Regions from separate parts of the Homo sapiens genome. Here regions 1 and 2 are each linked to region 3. Evidence: chromatin loops called from intact Hi-C (ENCODE). Cell type or tissue: PC-3. All regions are shown on one strand. Links, peaks and the distances in the headings refer to the core of each region. The heading gives the core; the rest is flanking DNA. Region 1 overlaps LOC124902459 (a long non-coding RNA gene). Region 2 overlaps KAT6B (lysine acetyltransferase 6B). Region 3 overlaps KAT6B (lysine acetyltransferase 6B).

What was found. Hi-C counts contacts between places; a loop is a spot of excess contacts. Peaks named below come from ENCODE experiments on the same cell type or tissue, not always from the same donor. Only the 100,000 strongest peaks of a DNase experiment are listed, where the experiment ranks them.
Region 1: it touches region 3 in a loop (6-fold over the local background); 2 of 110 quality-filtered maps call a loop at or near these places.
Region 2: it touches region 3 in a loop (5-fold over the local background); 4 of 110 quality-filtered maps call a loop at or near these places.

Annotation. Positions count from the first base shown.
Region 1 is chr10:74,751,349-74,757,538 of GRCh38, reverse strand. LOC124902459 (a long non-coding RNA gene) reads right to left here. Exons shown (of 2, transcript XR_007062201.1): 1 at 6,100-6,190; 2 at 3,723-4,435. Among named protein-coding and RNA genes, the nearest start is that of KAT6B, 72 kb to the left of the region's middle. RefSeq lists an enhancer at 2,616-4,136. In PC-3, for the core only: a CTCF peak has its summit at 3,918; a DNase peak (open chromatin) is centred at 3,588; H3K4me3 peaks cover 789 bases; H3K27ac peaks cover 2,360 bases.
Region 2 is chr10:74,992,784-74,998,973 of GRCh38, reverse strand. All of the region lies in intron 13 of KAT6B (lysine acetyltransferase 6B), which reads right to left. Among named protein-coding and RNA genes, the nearest start is that of SNORD172, 26 kb to the left of the region's middle. In PC-3, for the core only: no CTCF peak of the experiment used is centred there; no DNase peak of the experiment used is centred there; H3K27ac peaks cover 320 bases.
Region 3 is chr10:74,873,568-74,879,757 of GRCh38, reverse strand. All of the region lies in intron 3 of KAT6B (lysine acetyltransferase 6B), which reads right to left. Among named protein-coding and RNA genes, the nearest start is that of KAT6B, 50 kb to the right of the region's middle. In PC-3, for the core only: no CTCF peak of the experiment used is centred there; a DNase peak (open chromatin) is centred at 3,677; H3K4me3 peaks cover 400 bases; H3K27ac peaks cover 1,505 bases.

The DNA.
Region 1 (6,190 bases), core at 828-5,827, 120 kb after region 3:
TGCAAATATCCCATTTTTACTAAAAATGCAAATAAAACTTTCAATTAATTAATCTATCTATGTTTGAGTTATAATCTACTACTATCATTATTTTGAATCTCATATTGTCTCTCATCAAGCTGGCTTGTTCCTTTTTTTTTGAGACAAAGTCTTGCTCTCTCACCCAGGCTGGAGTGCAGTGACATGATCTCAGCTCACTGCAAACTCTGCCTCCTGGTTCAAGCGATTCTCGTGCCTCAGCCTCCTGAGTAGCTGGCATTACAGATGCATGCCACTATGCCGGGCTAATTTTTGTATTTTCAGTAGAGATGGGGTTTCACCATGTTGGCCAGGCTGGTCTTCAACTCCTGACCTCAAGTGATTTGCCCGCCTCAGCCTCTCAAAGTGCTGGGATTACAGGTGTCAGCCACCGAACCCAGCTTGGCTTGTTCCTTTTGACATGCCTCCATAATTTTTTTTGTTTTTGAGTAATTGTGTGCTTTCTGGAAAAATAAGATGTTTCAGGTTTATATTGCACTTTGCCTGCCTTAACCCTGGAAGCATCCATTTCTCCAAGGAGCTGTGGAAAATAGTATTTAAGGCCAAGACCTGTGCTCCAGGGGGCCCATTGTTGTTGGAGTGATGCTGCTCCTGGGTCCCCTCAGTGACAGAAACAGAGAGCACCCTGGCTTCCATTGCCCTCAATATGTTTACTTATTTCGTTTTTTCTTTCCTTTTTCTTTTATTTTTCTTTTTTTTGGCGGGGGACAGAGTTTTGCTGTTGTTGCCCCTGGAGTGCAATGGCGTGATCTTGGCTTACCACAACCTCCACCTCCTGGGTTCAAGCAGTTCTCCTGCCTTAGCCTCCTGAGTAGCTGGGATTACAGGTGCACCCCACCACGCCAGGCTAATTTTTGTATTTCTAGTAGAGACGGGGTTTCACCATGTTGGTCAGGCTGGTCTTGAACTCCTGACCTCAGGTGACCTGCCCGCCTTGGCTTCCCAAAGTGCTGGAGTTACAGGCGTGAGCCACCGTACCGGGCCATGTTTACTTATTTCATCACCACCTATGTGTGTGATGAATCTCCCACCTGAGCTGCCACTGGCTTTTCCCTGTATGCACTCTGACTCCGTACTCTGAACCACTGCCGCATGGATCCTCTCCTCCCCTCTTTACCCTGCTTGGGATCTGACACTCTGGGCTGGGCCGTGGCAGTTCCTCACTCTCCTGCAGATACAGTAGATTTCCATTACTCATAGCAACTGCATTTGATAAGGTCACCACAGACACTGAATTAGTGAATACTGAACCATTGCGCCTAGGGGAGATACAGGGTTAGCTTCCTGAGAGTCTCTGGTCACAAGAGTTTTGTCAACTGATTAATATATGACTTTATTTTACGTGCATTTATGATTTTTTGGGTTTTCTTTTATTTTGTTTTATTTTTGGAGAAGTGGGGTCTTGCTCTGCCCAGGCTAGAATGCAGTGGTGGCGCAATTATGGCTCACTGCTGCCTCAACCTCCCAGGCTCAAATGATTCTCCCACCTCAGCCTCCTGAGTAGCTGGGACCACAGGTGTGCACCACCATACCCAGCTAATTTTTAAATTTTTTTTGTAGCGATGGAGTCTTTATGTTGCCCAGGCTGGTCCCGAACTCCTGGGCTACAGTAATCCTCTTGCCTTGGCCTCCCAAAGTGCTGGCATTACCGGCATAAGCCACTGCTCCCAGCTGTGTAGTTCTGTTTAAAGATGCCTTATTAATAAATATTGTTGATTCATTAACATTGAATTAAGTCAACCGCACTATAGCTCTTGCCTGAACAAAGTTCATCTAACACATGTATTTTCTCCGGAAGGTGCATCACAGTCTTTCTGCACTTAGGATCGCTAGACAGCACTTCAGCCGTGCACGTGGGGACCATTTTACACAGCACCATCCCCAAGAAAAAGGACAAAAATATGAAAAACCTGGCACTAAATGGACTGTGAAAAGGACATTTCTTCACAAAATGACAGTTGAAACAGGAAGTCAGAGCGTTGCCTTGTTCAGCCTCTGCTAGAAATGTGCTTGTCGGTTGACTCAAATTTTTTGCCGCTCTGTGCATGTTGGTGAATATCTGCAAAAGGACTGTGGGTCGGGCGCAGTGATTCATGCCTATAATCTCAGCACTCTGAGAGGCCGAGGCGAGAGGATTGATTGAGGCCAGGGGTTCAAGACCAGCCTGGTCAATGTAGTAAGATTACATCTCCACAAAAAATAAAAAACTAGCTGGGCCTGTTGGCATAAGCCTGTAATCCCTGCTTCTCCAGAGGCTGATGAGGTAGAATCCCTTGAGCTCAGGAGTTTGAGGCTGCAGTGAGCTATGACTGCATCACTGCACTCCAGCCTGGGACACAGAGCAAGACCCTGTCTGAACAAATTAAAATAAATAAATAAATAGGGCATGGTGGCTTATGCCTGTAATCCCAACACTGTGGGAGGCTGAGGCAGGAGGATTATTTAAGCCCTGGAGTCTGAGACTAGCTTGGACAATGTAGTGAGACCTCTACTCTATAAAACATAAAAATAAAAAATAAAATAAATAATAGCCAGTTTGAAAAATGCTTACCCAGTAAGGGAATTATTATCTTATCTCACACAATTTTGGGGGTTATCGTCTCATATTATTTTTGAGGTTGCCTCATTGACTTGCACTGCTTGAGGTTGCAAAACTACTGAAGAAGTGGGCTACTGGTAGGATTCTTGCTGGTGACGCTGACAGGCTGCTGGGAATCAGTGTGTACGGGAGCTGGCTGTGCAATCTCTTCCCAGCTCTACATTCTGGGCCTACCTTCTGGGTAGTTTGAAATTGGCCATGGTGGGTGTATTTACACCACAGAAATCTGCAAATGCCTCAAGTCAGGGCTTTTTCTTGGAAGAACTGGTGGTTAAACCGTAACCAGCACGCCATTGCCGTGAGCTCTATTTATAGATGCTGAATCAATGACTTCATAACCCAAGAAAGGAACGCTCATACAGCCAGAGACCCTTCTAACCTCTCCTTGCACGAGTCTTCATGCCTTATATCACTTGTTTGGATACTGCATTTCTTCGGCTCTTAAGATATGTAACCCCAGCTCTAAAAGCTTAAATTTGATGGCTTCCTGCATGCTTCCTAGGACCACACAACTATTACAGCTATAGAAATAAAATCTGACTGAGTCTGGGCCCTCTAAGCTTTGTTCAGTGACCTGAAGGTCACTCCATGTTCCACAGCCCCTACCCCCAACCTCCAAGCTAGCACGCATCCCCCTGCAGCACCCAGAGCCGGGTCCTCATGTAAACTTTCATCACCTCTTTTTTTCTGTTTAGGGTCCAGACAAGGGTTTCTTTTGCAGACAAGTCCCCTGGCCTCCCAGCCTGGGGTGCAGGCACCCGTCTGCCCCGCCTGCAGGTCTCCTTGAGCCGGGTAAGTCACTGCAGCCCGTTCCTTCAACACCTGGCAGCAGCATGCGGACAAAGAACTCATGCTGTTGTGCTGAGCCTGGTGATTCAGGCTGTAAAACTGCAGGCCAAGTTGTTAAACCCAGATTCAGGTAGACAGCCAAGCAGGGCCAAGGCTGCCCTGCATCTGGGTTTTGGCAGACAGAGCAGTTTCCCCATCTGTGGGGGCCTTGGTGTGGCCTTTCCCTCCAGGAGGCAATGTCGGTATAATTTATTGGGCCATAATTGTTGAAAGGAGCAGTCCTTCAGGCCATTCATTCAGGCCAAAAATATTTCTTTATTGAGCGTTCCCAGTGTTCTCAGCCTTGTGCTATGTGGTGGGGGTGGGGTGTGTGTGTTGGGGAAGTCACGAAAGAGACCAAATCCCACTCGTTCTGCAGCAACGGAGTGGCAATGGCAAGCAGGGCTTGCTACACACCCCGCGCAGAGGCGGCAAGTCCTGCTGGAGAGTCTCAAAGGAAGAGCTCCTCCAGTGGCCTTGAATTTTGCCAGGTTTTGCAGGACGAGTGGGATTTAGTCCATGAAGAGTCCGGCAAGGGCACCGCCCCTGGGGAATCAAAGCACAGGATGGGTGGGGAAGGGCCCAGGCTCGCCCAGGGAGTGGTGAGTCCTATGTGTGGACAGGCAGGGCCCTGGAGAAGGTCTCCTGAGAGACAAGCTGGAGATGTGGCACGGCCACCTGGGAGAGGACTCTTCAATGACAGGATAGAGTTTGGACTTTGTTCTGTAAGATACAAGGGACCTCACTGAAAGTTTTTGAGGAGAGGAGTGGCATGACCCGCTCCATGTCACACGAAGGCAAGCTGGTGTTTCCACTCTCAACGCGAGAGGAGTTTTCTCCAAGAGGAGCATAGCGATGTGCTGCCGATATCAGGCCGGGGGGTGTGAATGAAGGAAGAGGGTTGGGTGTGTGTTCAAGAGCATCTCTTTTGTACTCACCGGGTTGTTTCCATTGTCCTGCTGCCACCATCTGTAGGAGATGTCAGAGATAACAGTGTGATTCCTAATAATCATTGTAGCAATGATAATAGTAACCACAAAAATAATCAGTATAGGTGAATTGTATTAAGTAATCTCTATGTGCTAGGCCCTGAGCTAAATACACCACATGAATGATTGTGTAAAATACTTACGTCAACCCTATGAAGTAGACATTATTATTTTCCCCATTTTACAGATGAGAAAAACCAAAGCACAGAGAAGTAAGTGCACTTGTGCAATGTCACACAGCCAGGGAATGGAAAAGGGAAGGCAACAACCCAGCATTGTCTGACTCCAGAGCCTGAGCTCTGTTCCCCTCCACTATAGCCCTTTCTGAGATGCAGCACTTCCTCTAGAAAGCACTCTCCAGTGTATCTGGGCAGGATGGGCAGTGGGAGGCTGGATGTCAACCTGGGGAGGTGGTTTAGTAAGGGGTTGGAGGACTGTGTCCAGAGGGTGCTGAAGAAGCCCTTGGGCTTGTCCACCCAGCCCTGGGGTTCCACTTACGTTACTTCCTTGGCTTCTACAGGTATTTGATGTTGAGACCCTATCAACACATGCTTCCCTGGCCAGGCACGGTGGCTCACGCCTGTAACCCCAGCATGCTGGGAGGCTGAGGCAGGCAGATCACCTGAGGTCAGAAGTTCGAGATCAGCCTGGCCAACATAGTGAAACCCCATCTCTACTAAAACTACAAAAATTAGCCGGGCATTGTGGCAGGTGCCTGTAATCCCAGCTACTTGGGAGGCTGTGGCAGGAGAATTGCTTGAGCCTGGAGACGGAGGTTGCAGTGGGCTGAGATTGCACCATTGCACTTCAGCCTGGGTGACAGAGCGAGACTCTGTCTCAAAACAAAAATAAAGCAAAACACATGCTTCCCTGACTACTCACAGGTGAAGTGAAGGTGGGAGGGATAAAGCAGATGGATCACAGCAACAAGACCCAGGAAGATCCGGTCAATTGATGAGCATCTAGTGAAAGTTTAATAGGAATAATGCAAAATCTTGTAATGGTCCATGAAATCACCACACTGTACTAGTGTGGACACAGGGGTACGGCTTAATACTAATGTGATGCCAAAAAAAAAAAAGAAAAAAGAAAAGGAAACAAACACTTAACTTTTGGTTGATGAAAATCTCAATATGAATCAACAGTGTTATATGAATATCAAAAAAAAGCTGTGACTGGCACTTTGGGAGGCCGAGGTGGGAGGACACATGAGGTCAGGAGTTCGAGGCCAGCCCGGCCAACATGGTGAAACCCTGTCTCTACTAAAAATACAAAAATTAGCCAGGCATGGTGGCGCGTGACTGTAGTCCCAGCTACTCAAGAGGCTGAGGCAGGAGAATCACCTGAACCCGGGAGGCAGAGGTTGCAGTGAGCCAAGATGGCACCACTGTACTCCAGCCTGGGCAACAGAGTAAGACTCCATCTCAAAAAAAAAAAAAAAAAAAAAGCTGTGACTGCAGGCTATATCAATAGAATTATAAAGCAATTGTTTGGCTTCCACATAGACGGTATTCAAGGTGTGCTATGTAGCTCCCAGGAAGAGTATCCGTTAATTGCACAGAGTAGAGACGAAGGGAAGACAGACTTTGGCACAGGGTAGAGAAGCTGCTCGGAGGTGCCCAGATGAAATAGCAGAAAGAATACCTGGCGGGAGCCGGTGTGTTCCCGGGAAACTGGAGTGTTCAGGCTCGAACAGGATGGCTGCTTGGCAGAAAGATGGAGTAGTGAGGGAATC
Region 2 (6,190 bases), core at 804-5,803, 120 kb before region 3:
ACTTGCTTATCACAAGCATTACAAATTCCCAGATAATTTTTTTTAAGAAACAGGGTCTGGTTCTATTGCCCAGGTTGGAGTGCAGTGGTGCAATCATAGTTCACTGAAGCCTTGACCTCCTGGGATCAAGCCATCCTTAATGGAGGACTCAGCCTCCTGAGTAACTGGAATTACAGTCACAAGCTACCAGGCCCAGCTAATTTCATTTATTTATTTTTGTAGAGATGGGGTCTTACTATGTTGCCCAGGCTGGCCTCGAACTCCTGGGCTCATGTGATCCTCCTGCCTCAGTCTCCCAAAGATTACAGGCATGAGCCACTGCACCTGGTCAGAACATAATTCTCAGCAGCTAATAATATTCCATTATATGGATGTGCCATAACTTTCTCGTGGGAATGGTTCTCTCTTGCCTTTGAAATATCAAGTCTGTTTTAGTTTTTTACCTGTTGTAAATAATGAGTGTGAAGGACAAATATACCAAAACATTAACTCTCTGGGTGACATTTTCTTCTATTAATTACACCTTTTTTTTTAACTTTCTACTATGAGTCCATATTGCTATAATCAGGGGCTGGGGGAGGGAGGCAAAAAGAGAAGTCCACTATTTAAAACATAATAATATGAAACAAAATAATGTTGCTATATTAACTATGAAAATAATGTTTGTTGATTAAAATATGCTGATTTCCCTAGAATGAATTCCTTTAGAAAATAACCATTGGAGGCTGGGCACGGTGGCTCACACCTGAATCCCACACTTGGGAGGCCAAGGCAGGAGAAATGCTTGAGCTCCATAATTTGAGACCAGCCTGGGCAACATAGCAAGACCCTGTCTCTATTTTTTGTTTTATGTATTACTTTTTGAGATGGAGTCTCACTCTGTCACCTGGTTGGAGTGCAATGGCACAATCTCAGCTCACTGCAACCTCCGCCGCTCAGGTTCAAGTGATTCTCCTGCCTTAGCCTCCCGAGTAGCTGGGATTACAGGCACCCATCACCACGCCCGGCTATTTTCTGTATTTTTAGTAGAGACAGGGTTTCGTCATGTTGGCCAGGCTGGTCTCGAACTCCTGACCTCAGGTGATCTGCTTGCCTTGGCTTCCCAAAGTGCTGGGATTACAGGCGTGAGCCACTGTCCCCAGCCTAGTTTTTAAATACATAAAATTTTATTAAAAAAAAAAACCATTAGATGTTTTTGATACACACTGTCAAAGTTCCAGAAAATGCCTACCAATATACACTTTCTTCAGTGTAAATAAGGTGTCCATTTTCCACCAGCTTAGTTAGATTTGGGTAAGTTGTAAACTCTTTGTTAGTGTGGTAGGCAAAAAATTGTAATCTTGCAGTTACTAAATTTGCATTTTTAAACCACCAACAATTTTTTTTTCATATTTGAATTAGCCATTATACCTAAGAGACTTCGGAGTGGAGTGGCTAACAGTTAAAGTGCTTGGGTTCAATTTGCAGCTGTGCAACTTATTTGTGTAACTGTGCCTCAATTTCAACACCCATAGAATGGGGCTAAAAGCACATATCTCAACTGTTGCCGTGAGGACTGAATGAATCAATCAATAAATGCAGGACTCTTAGGAAAGGGGTTGGCACATGTTACTCACTCAGTAAATGTCAGCAATGTCGTGGCCACCAGTGATTTTCCTTTTCTGTACATTCTGTGTTCCTGTCCTCTGCCTATTTGTTTATGTATTTATTGAGAGACGAGAGAAGGAGGGGAATGGGGGGGTGGGGAGAACAGGGGGAGAGAGAGAGAGAGAAAGAGAGAGAGATGGTCTCCTTGTGTTGCCCAGGCTGGTGTTGAACTCCTGGGCTCAAGTGAGTCTCCTGTCTCGGCCTGCCAGAGTGCTGGGATTACAGGTATGAGCCACCATAGCTGATCCTCTGCCCATTTCTCTATTAGGGTTTTTGTTTTAATGCTACCAAACTTAAAAGTATATATATATTTATTTAAACACTATAGATATTAAACTTTGCCTAGCACATATGTTGTAAACATCAAACATCTTTCTCATTATGTTTGCTTTAAATATTAATACTTTTTACTAGATAGAAGTTCTATATTTTTATATAGTCAAGTCTATCTGCATATTCTTTCATTGCTTTGATGGTTATGATGTCCTTGACCATCCAAAGATCAGATAAATAATTATACATAATCTCTCCTCTAGCTTTTTTTTTTTTTTTTTTTTTGAGACCGAGTCTCGCTCTGTCGCCCAGGCTGGAGTGCAGTGGTGCGATCTCAGCTCACTGCAAGCTCCGCCTCCCAGGTTCAAGTGATTCTCCTGCCTCAGCCTCCCGAGTAGCTGGGACTACAGGTGTGTGCCACCACACCCAGCTAATTTTTGCATTTTTAGTAGAGACGGGGTTTCACCATGTTAGCCAGGATGGTCTCGATCTCCTGACCTCGTGATCTGCCTGCCTCGGCCTCCCACAGTGCTGGGATTACAGGCGTGAGCCACCGCACCCCACCTCTCCTCTAGCTTTTTAAGTGTTTCTGTGTGTCTGTTTTTTGGTAATCAAGTCTTTAATCTACCTGGAGTTTCTGCTGTAGTTACCCAGGTATGTAACATGCTTCCTCACGCAGTCATGCTTGTGAATATGCTGCTCCCCTCTGCCTAGAATGTTTTCATTTCAACTTCTTATGAGCTCTCAAGGCATACTGTCCAAAATACTATGCAACATTTGTTGATTTGTCAGTGAACTTGACAGCCCAGCAAGAGCTATGTCTTCTTCCCTTTTGGTTGCTGATGTTTAGCAGAATGTAGAGTGTGGTATCCCAATCAATAAGGTTAAAGTAAAGAGGTAAAAAATGAAGGACATGACTCTTCGCATCTTCCTTTATCCTCCAGTTTGGCATCAGATAAATGCATATACACAAACACACATGTGAGTGATGGTGCCACCTCCCTCACCACCATCTGGCACTTGGTTCTCTCACCTACTGCTGAATCAGTTGGTGTTCCCTCGGTCTCTCCTGGGTCAGAGCCCAGGAGAACGGGTTTTGTATCCTGCCCATCAGCCAGGGTTCTGGCTCTGCAGGCCCGAGTAAAAGACAATTCATTATCTGCTCACTTATTACCTAGCCAAACAGAGTCCTAACAACTGAAAGGATATCTAATATACAATAACTGCTACCTAAGTATCTATCAGTCAAAATATGCCCAAGATTACTCATGACACTACTTTTTAAACTGCAAAATATTGGAAACAACCTATAAACCCATACATAGGAAAGCAGGTAAGCAAACTGTATACATGCATGCAACGGAGTAGAGTGCAGCTGTCAAAGAAAAGAAATCTCTATGAAGTCATTTCCAGGATATACTGGAAAAATCAAAATGCAAAAGACTACCTATAGTATGCTACATTTTGTGTTAGAAAGGAGGAGAAATTAGAAAAATGCACATCTATCTGCTCATTTGTACACAAAGAAACAGGAAGGATAAACTACAAGCTAATGAGATTGGAGACCTGCAGGAAAGGATGAGGGAATGGGAATGGGTAGAGAGGGCACATTCACTGAGAATACCCTTTAATACAGTTTCCATTTTTAAAATCATGTTAATGTTTTACATTCTAATTTAAAAAGGTAACAAGTATAAAATAAAAAACAAACAGAAACAAATAAGCCTAATTGTATTCCAATGAATACTACAGTAACACTGAAGGGGGAGAAAAACTAACTCTAGTAACATTTAAACACAGTGTTTTGACTAAATACACTTGGGGTAAAGCCAAAAGGAACCATATATAAATATTGACCTCCACTTAAGAGGTTTGTTTTTCACAATGGCATGAGTTAGTAATTCTGAAACTACTTACTGTGTATTCTAGGGTGTAGCACATAAGTATATTGTGGGTAATGGAAGTCAGGGTTCTCACTGTCAGAGAAAGGAATTACATGGGAAGAGGGAAAGACAGAATACAACCGTATGGTGGCGCAGATCTGGAATGGTCTGAACTCATGAAGGGAGTGTGTGTGTACACGCATATGTGTTTATAACACCCATATGTATATGTGCACATACATGGATATAAATATGCATGCTATCCTAGCTCTGTCCTCTGAGAGGGCTAGAAGCAGTGACACCCAAGCAGCAATGGGCACATTTAAGTGATCAGAACTTGGTTTCCTCCATTTTTTTTTTTTTTTTTAACAGATGAAGTCTTGCTTTTTCACCCAGACTGGAGTGCAGTGGTGCAATCTCAGCTCGGTGCAATCTCAGCTCACTGCAACCTCCACCTCCCGGGTTCAAGCAATTCTCTGCCTCAGCCTCCCAAGTAGCTGGGACTACAGGCGCCTGCCACCAAGCCCGGCTCATTTTTGTGTTTTTTTTTTGTAGAGACAGGGTTTCACCGTGTTGGCCAGGCTGGTCTTGAACTCCTGGCCTCAAGAGATCCGCCTGTCTCGGCCTCCCAAAGTGCTGGGATTACAGGCATGAGCCACCTCACCCAGCCCAGATCCTGGTTCCTAACTACTGTTCTCCACCATAAGGAACCAAGGCTTGGGAGAAATGGATGATTCCAGGGCTGGCTTAAGAAAAGGATAAGCTAAACCTGGAACATCATGCTGTGGCAGAAAGGAAGGAAGAATCCACAGGATGGAAGCATGTGGAAAAGGCACAAGAACCCACTTGAAACATTTGCTGATAAATAAATCTGGGACAATTTGATGTTTGGGGAACATCAAAATCAATCATGGTAATGACAGGTTATAACCTATAGAATAAAATTAAAACCCACAATTATACAAAAAAATTAAATAAATGGGGAAGAAGAAATAATTCTTCCTTCTAGAATGCCAATTAGTAAGTTGTAGAAAGAATGGAATTAGAAAATTACCATTTGGTAATTATCATAGTAATAATTATTTTAGATAAGAGCCATAAGTGAATGGTAAAACTAGGAGGTGAAAATTGGATGAGAATTGATATTTATATAATCCCAAAGTATCTTCTCACCAGATGCTTACTGATTACAAAGCGAAAAATGGTAATTTCACAGTGAAGAAGCCTGGCAGTTACCACCTTAACCCAGTGATGAGACAAATGTATTATCATATGATCCTGATGAAATGCACTGGGAAGGACATACGGTCACTTCTATGGTATTCCTGCCAAAAAATGTACAGCCTAAATCTAATCATGAGGAAACATCAGATAAGCCCAAATTGAGGCACACCATACAAAATAAATGGCCTGTATGCTTAAAAAATATCAAAATCATGGAAAACACGAAGCAAAGCAAAACAAAACAAAAAAGCAGGTACTATTCCAGATTAAAGGAGGCCCCAGGGACATAATTACATACTCCATGTGATCCTGGAGTAGGAGATTTTTCTTTTCCTCCAGAAAGAACATCAGTATAATCTCGCAAAATTTAAAATTTGAACAAATGTGCATAAATTACTTTAATATCTTGATTTTAATAATTTGTATTGTGGCTATATATGAGAGCATCTTTGTAGAAAAACTGCAATATTTAGGGGTAAAGGTGCAACACATCTTCAACTTACTCTCAAATGATTCTGAAAAGAAAATATGAGAGAGAAGAGAAACAAAGGGAGAGATTGAGAATAATAGAGCAGAAAACAGATGTGATAAAATGTGAACATGTGCAACAATGTACGGGAAATTTTGGTATTATTCTTAGAGCTTTTCTCTAAGTCTGAAATTATTTCAAAATTAAAGAAAAAAATAGTGAGATGGATAAGGCATTGCTGGGCAGCCCCAGCAGCAGAAGCAGTCCAGGGCTTGGGAGGGAGCACTCTGGGCCCCCAGTGCTCAGCAGTGGCTGGGAGAAGAAGAGCTCCTTGCCTTGACGGTGTGAGGCTCTGAAGTAGGAACTGCAAATGTTTTGTGGGCAAGGGAGTTCTCTGAAGTTCTGAGATGTCTGGTGGGGACGGAGGGAGAGAGAGATAGAAAGACTTTACAGACAGAGATGGGGAAGACTTTCAAATTTTCTGACTGAGAAAGGGAATCCTAGAATCCAAGAGGAAGGAATGCGTTCTCAACCAATCCACGATAGTCACTCTCTCCTCCACCCATTCCAATTGTGGGCAAAGAGTCATAAAACCCACTAGGGAGTTTATAACCAGATTGGGAGTTGGTGCCCTTTACTCACTCTGGCCAAACTCTGCAAATGGCCTCCTGGGGAGCCTTGCTCTGACAAATCC
Region 3 (6,190 bases), core at 786-5,785:
AGTCAGCACCAGAAGCTTAGAAAGGAAGGAAAAAACAAAAACGACACTGTCTGGGGAGAAGCTTCAGTAACAGGGGGACTAAGAACCCTGAGCTCAGATTCATTGAAAGGCTTCTCAGAATGGCATTAGCACTACAGAATTAATCCCAGGCTGCTGGCAAAGTGAACAGAGTCCCCTGAATTTGGGTAATATAGTAGCCCTAAGATCTCTTGTCAGTCAAAATCTCACGAGCACCAAGCAAATCCCATGGAGCTCTTCTTCCAGTATCCTCCCCTGATCCAATATCATTTATTTCTCATTGTAAATTATTAAGCTGCCTTTCAGGCCTTTTTAAGCCCAGTCAAGGCAGCTCCTATGTCAAGAAATGACCTGCTTCCATATTTTTGGACAACAGAGGATATGGGGAAAGACTAGGATGGCCAACCATCCTGGTTTTCCTAGGGCTTTCCAGGCTATAGCACTCAAAGTCCTACAACCCAGAAAACCACTTGGTCCCAGGCGACCCAGGATGCTTGATCACCCCAGAAAAGACCCTGAACTTGGTAACAATACTAAGATAATGCTGCCCTAACAAAGCAGATAATGTGTAGAGTGACTGATGCAAACCGATTCCCACCATCTTCTCCTTTGCCTTCTAACCAAAGAGACTGGGAAGCTACTTTCTTGACATCCCAGACTACCTGCCACTAGTGATGGTTGTACGGCTCAGCTCAAGCCAATGAAATATAAGCAGAAGCCTTGGGGAGTCCCTCATTTCCTGAATAAAAAGGAAGACGTTTCCGCTGTTACCCTTGGCACTTTCCCTCTTTCCCCTGTGGGAATAGAGAGATGGTGCCTAGATATGAAGCAGCTATTTTGTGAGAATGAGATGAGCAAGTGAGCACAAGGAAGGCTTCTATGCTAAAGATGGTGAAGCAGAAAGACCCTGAGCCACACAGTTTGGCCAGACACCACTCACCATAACCCAAACATGCACCCTGGTTCATACCTCTGATCCCTGTAGCTTGTTACTTCTCTACATAAAATGTCTTCCCTACTTTCTGGATGGACTCTGACTTCAAATCTCAATCTAGAAGTTACCTCCCTCTGCAAAGCCTTCCCCAGCCAAAACAAATGTCTTTTTTTTTTTTTTTTTTTTGAGATGGAGTCTTGCTCTGTCACCCAGACTGGAGTGCAGCGGCACCATCTTGGCTCACTGCAACCTCCACCTCCCGGGTTCAAGTGATTCTCCTGCCTCAGCCTCCCGAGTAGCTGGGATTACAGGCACATGCTACCATACCCGGCTAATTTTTTGTATTTTAGTAGAGACAGGGTTTCACTGTGTTGCCCAGGCTGGTCTAGAACTCCTGAGCTTTAGGGGTCATTTGTTCACCCCAAACCCAGTCAGCCCGCAACATTAGCATTAGTTGTATGGTTAGTTACTAATGCACCCACTATAGTCTCCCTGGCTGACCACGCTGTACTATACCTACAAAAAGTACTCTGTAAATGAATGAGTATGAAATATTTCATAAGTCACTGACTGAACAAGTCAACCCCTTTCCTCTTTGAGTTTCTTAAGGGAACAAATAGTATCTCACTCACTGTTGCATCCCTAACAGGCAAATCTGAGATGCCCAATACATGTTTGCTAAACACAAACCATCACAGCTCCTCATAAAAATGTCTCCATTGAGCTGTGATTTAATGCCATCCCTTTCTGTGGGCTGAGAAATGCCTACTTGGACAGGGGTTTAGCATCATTCAGGGAGACTGCATTTCAATATATATATTTCTTATTTGTTTAAAATGTTTCTTTTTATACAACCAGCATGCTTTTTTTTTTTCTTTTACAATCTGGTATTTCCCTTTAGTGGGGAGGATGAAGCAGAATGGGAGGGAAGATTGCCAATGTTATTACTCTTTGATGATAACATAGGATTAGAACCCAAACATAAATTACTCCTAAATTCAGAGAGAAAAAATAAAAACAAAAAAATTATCTTTCTTCAAACTTCTATGCTTCTTTATTTGACAATAAGAATTTTATAAACCAACATCTTGTTCTTTTCTCCTTAGCATCCAGGATGTTTAGAACTAAATTATTCATTCTAGACATAGGGTTTATCTGATATTTCATCTTAATTATTTTTGATGCTTTGAAAAAAAGATTAACCTATTAAACATATTTTAACAAACTAAGCAATGTAAAATCATTTTTTTGATCCAGGCATAGTATAACCAACATCCTCAACAGCTGAAATTAAGCAGTCACTTTCTGCAGCATCAAAACTGCAATAAAGGGAGTCTCTGAGCCTACTCTGGTTCAGAAGCTGCCTACAAAACAATAAAATATTTTTTAAAACTGCAGTAAAGCCTTGAAAAAAAGTATGCATCTCCCAAATTTTGGCAAAATCAGCCCCCCTTTTCCTAAATTATTTTGATACATTTTAACAAGCTTCAACTGAGATTTTTAAATCACTGCATATTTACACATCTTTAAAAGTTTTCTTGGCTGGGTGTGGTGGCTCATGCCTGTAATCCCAGCACTTTGGGAGACGGAGGTGGGCAGATTATCTGAGGTCAGGAGTTTGACACCAGCCTGGCCAACATGGTGAAACCCTGTCTCCACTAAAAATACAAAAATTAGCCAGGCGTGGTGGCGCATGCCTGTAATCCCAGCTACTGGGAAGGCTGAGGCAGGAGAATCGCTTGAACCGGCAGGTAGAGGTTGCAGTGAGCCGAGATTGCACCATTGCGCTCCAGCCTGAGCAACAGAGCGAGACTTTTCTGAGACGGAATCTGTCCCTGACAAGGGCCAAACAAACAAAAAAAAAGTTTTCTTTATTTTATTTATTTTATTTTTGAGATGGAGTCTCACTCTGTCACTCAGGCTGGAGTGCAATGGTGCGATCTGAGCTCACTGCAGCCTCAGTCTCCCAGGTTCAAGCGATTCTCCTGCCTCAGCCTCCCGAGTAGCTGAGACTACACGCATGCGCCACCATGCCCAGCTAATTTTGTATTTTTAGTAGAGATGGAGTTTCACCATGTTGGCCAGGCTGGTGTCAAACTCCTGACCTCAGGTGATCCGACCACCTCGGCCTCCCAAAGTGCTGGGATTACAGGCATGAGCCACCACACCCAGCCAAAAGTTTTCTTTTATCAAGCATTAGACTGCCCACATTAACATACAAAACCTCAGCTCTTCATTATTTTTCTCCCAGAAACCTTCTGACTGGCTTAATTTTGTCCTGGAATAAAAGGCCTACTTAAATTGAGAAATAATTCTGTGTAACTATGAAAGCAGTAACTTCTCAAAATAAAATTTTGCCTTTCTACTTGGAGATGCCTTAGAAATAGTACTACAAAAAGCAACAACCAAAAAAATGAAGATTAGCTTCTGAAACAAATCTTTGTGAGAAAAAAAAGTAATGCCAGTCACAAAGAAAGAGCACTTATATAAAGAATCTGCCACATTCCCCACATAGGAGAGATGTGCTCCTAGAAAGTTGAAACCTATTTTTCTACTGCCATAGTTTAAAAGCCGGCAGGGGTGGGGAGTGGGGGAAGAAGGAGGGGGTGATACATTTACAATTTCAGAGCTCTTCAAATAGTAGGCAATGTTGACATGAAGTTGCAAGTGTAAATATTTGTTCCCTTCCTGGTTTATAAATTTCATGATGATAAAACTCTGTGTATAGAGCCACTAATTAAAAAGGAATCTATTTGCCTTGTAGGATGCTTGAGGTTGTATGTTTATTCAAGATGAATAAAGTGGTGCACACTAGAAAGGAACAGGAATTAGAATTTTGAACTTCATTGGTTTAACAAGTTCCTCCTGGGAATGAAAAGAGACTTCATTTGTCAAATCTGAGAAGGCTTTTCAGATGATAATTTGTGTGAAGATGCAGCAGTACATACAGTAAAAAATTATCTCCCCTGACCTTGAAAGGAAAGAAGGATGATATGTGATCAAGAAACAGCAAATTAAATGTTTGAGAAAAAGGAAGACAGGCTGGGCACAGTGGCTCATGCCTGTAATCCCAGCACTCTGGGAGGCTGAGGTGGGCAGGTCACTTGAGCTCAGGAGTTCGAGATCAGCCTGGCCGGCATGGTGAAACCTCATCTCTACTAAAAATACAAAAATTAGCCGGGTGTGGTGGCGTACATCTGTAATCCCAGCTACTTGGGTGGCTGAGGCAGGAGAATCTCGTGAACCCAAGAAGTGGAGGTTGCCATGAGCCACTGCACTCCAGCCTGGGTGACAGTGCAAGACTCCATCTCAAGGGAAAAAAAAAAAAAAAGAAAAAAAGGAAGACAATTTTCCATTACTTTGGTTTCAGGGTCACTTAACATTACCATTTAATGGTAATCTAGTAATGAGGTCCCCTCACTATTCAAGATTGCTTTAATGTGCTACACATAAGAACTAGCTAAACAAAACTGATTACTACATTACACATACAGATGACAGCCAGGATTGCTATTATTTACTTACATACTAAGTGGAATCTAGACCTTAAGCCTGAATAGCCACCACCACCACAAACAACAAGATCTTATTTTGCACTAGGAATGTTTAAAGCACTCTGTGTTTATTAGCTAATTTAATTTATCCAACATTTTGTTCTTGAAATGACTATTATCCCCAATTTATCTAATACAAAATATTTTTAAACATGTATCTCACACCCATAGAATATACAACACCAGGAGTAAACCCTAATGTAAACTATGGGCTTTGGGTGATAAGGCTGTGCAATTACAATGTGTCATCAGATGTAACAACCATTCTGGTGGGGGAGGTTGATAATGGGGAAAATTGTGCATGTGTAGGGGTAGGGAGTACATGAGAAATCTCTGCCCCTTCCACTCAATTTTGCTGTAAATCTAAAATTGCTCTTCAAAAAAAAGTCTACTTTTAAACACACAAACACACACACACATACACACACACACACACCCCACACACACCACCCACACACAAAACATAGATCTCACACAAAGAAGTAACTTCTAACCCTGCACACAGCAAGTACTCAATATTTGCTAATGGCAAGACTGGAAGTACAGGATGACTATGAAATCAACTAAGAAAGGCTGGGCATGGTGGCTCACGCTTATAATCCCAGCACTTTGGGAGGCCGAGGCAGGTGGATCACTTGAGGTCAGGAGTTTGAGACCAGCCTGGCCAACATGGTAGAAACCCTGTCTCTACTAAAACTACAAAAAATTAGCTGGGTGTGGTGGCGCATGGCTGTAATCCTGGCTACTCGGGAGACTGAGGCAGGAGAATCCCTTGAACTAGGAGGCAGAGGTTGCAGTGTGCCGAGATTGCGCCACTGCACTCCAGCCTGAGCGACAGAGCAAGACTCTGTCTCGGAAAAAGAAAAGAAAAGAAAAGAAAAATCAACTAAGAAAACAACTAAGAAACTGACAGACTTACAGCCTATCAGTCACTGAAGAAATAAACAACATATGACAACCTACAGTAACCACCCAAGTGAATTTGTCTTTTGCTTTCTTATTCCCATGGGGACTACAGGACCTCTGTGATAACATAAGTTCCTTCTACAATGATCCTGTATGTGCCTTTCCAATTTTTCATAACTTCAAGTAAGAAATACGTTCACATCATGACCTACTATACACATATGTGAATATTAAACTAAAATAGAAGTTTCATGAAACATTACTTACCCTTTTACACAAGGCATGCTATATTTTTATTCTGTTTCTCTTTTTTTTTTCTTTAATGCTGATAGGAACTCATTATGTTGATTTCACAATCAATTAATGAGAGACAATTCAGTTTGAAGAACACTGATTTCATGCCTATATTTTGGTTTTCTGGGTAGAGTAAAATTTCTGTCTGCACCTGATAACTCTAAATGAGTCATTTCATCTCCCTGAGTCTCACCTCATCTGTGAAATAAATACCTGTATTAACTACTCATAGAGTGGCTGAATTGAGGAAAAGAGAGAGGGAATAAAAAGACCTTGGGGAGAAGATTCTATTGGAATTCAGTCTGCAACCATCAGGGTGCACCAAGTGGGGAACATCTACCTCCCTCTCTCTCCCCTAAAATCTCTTCCAATCCATGAGCAAGTTCTGTTAAATATGTTCTTCAAAACATATTTCAGATCTGTCCTCATCTCTCCATCCCCACTGTCAAAACCCCAGTCTATGCCTCCATCCTCACAAAGGCCT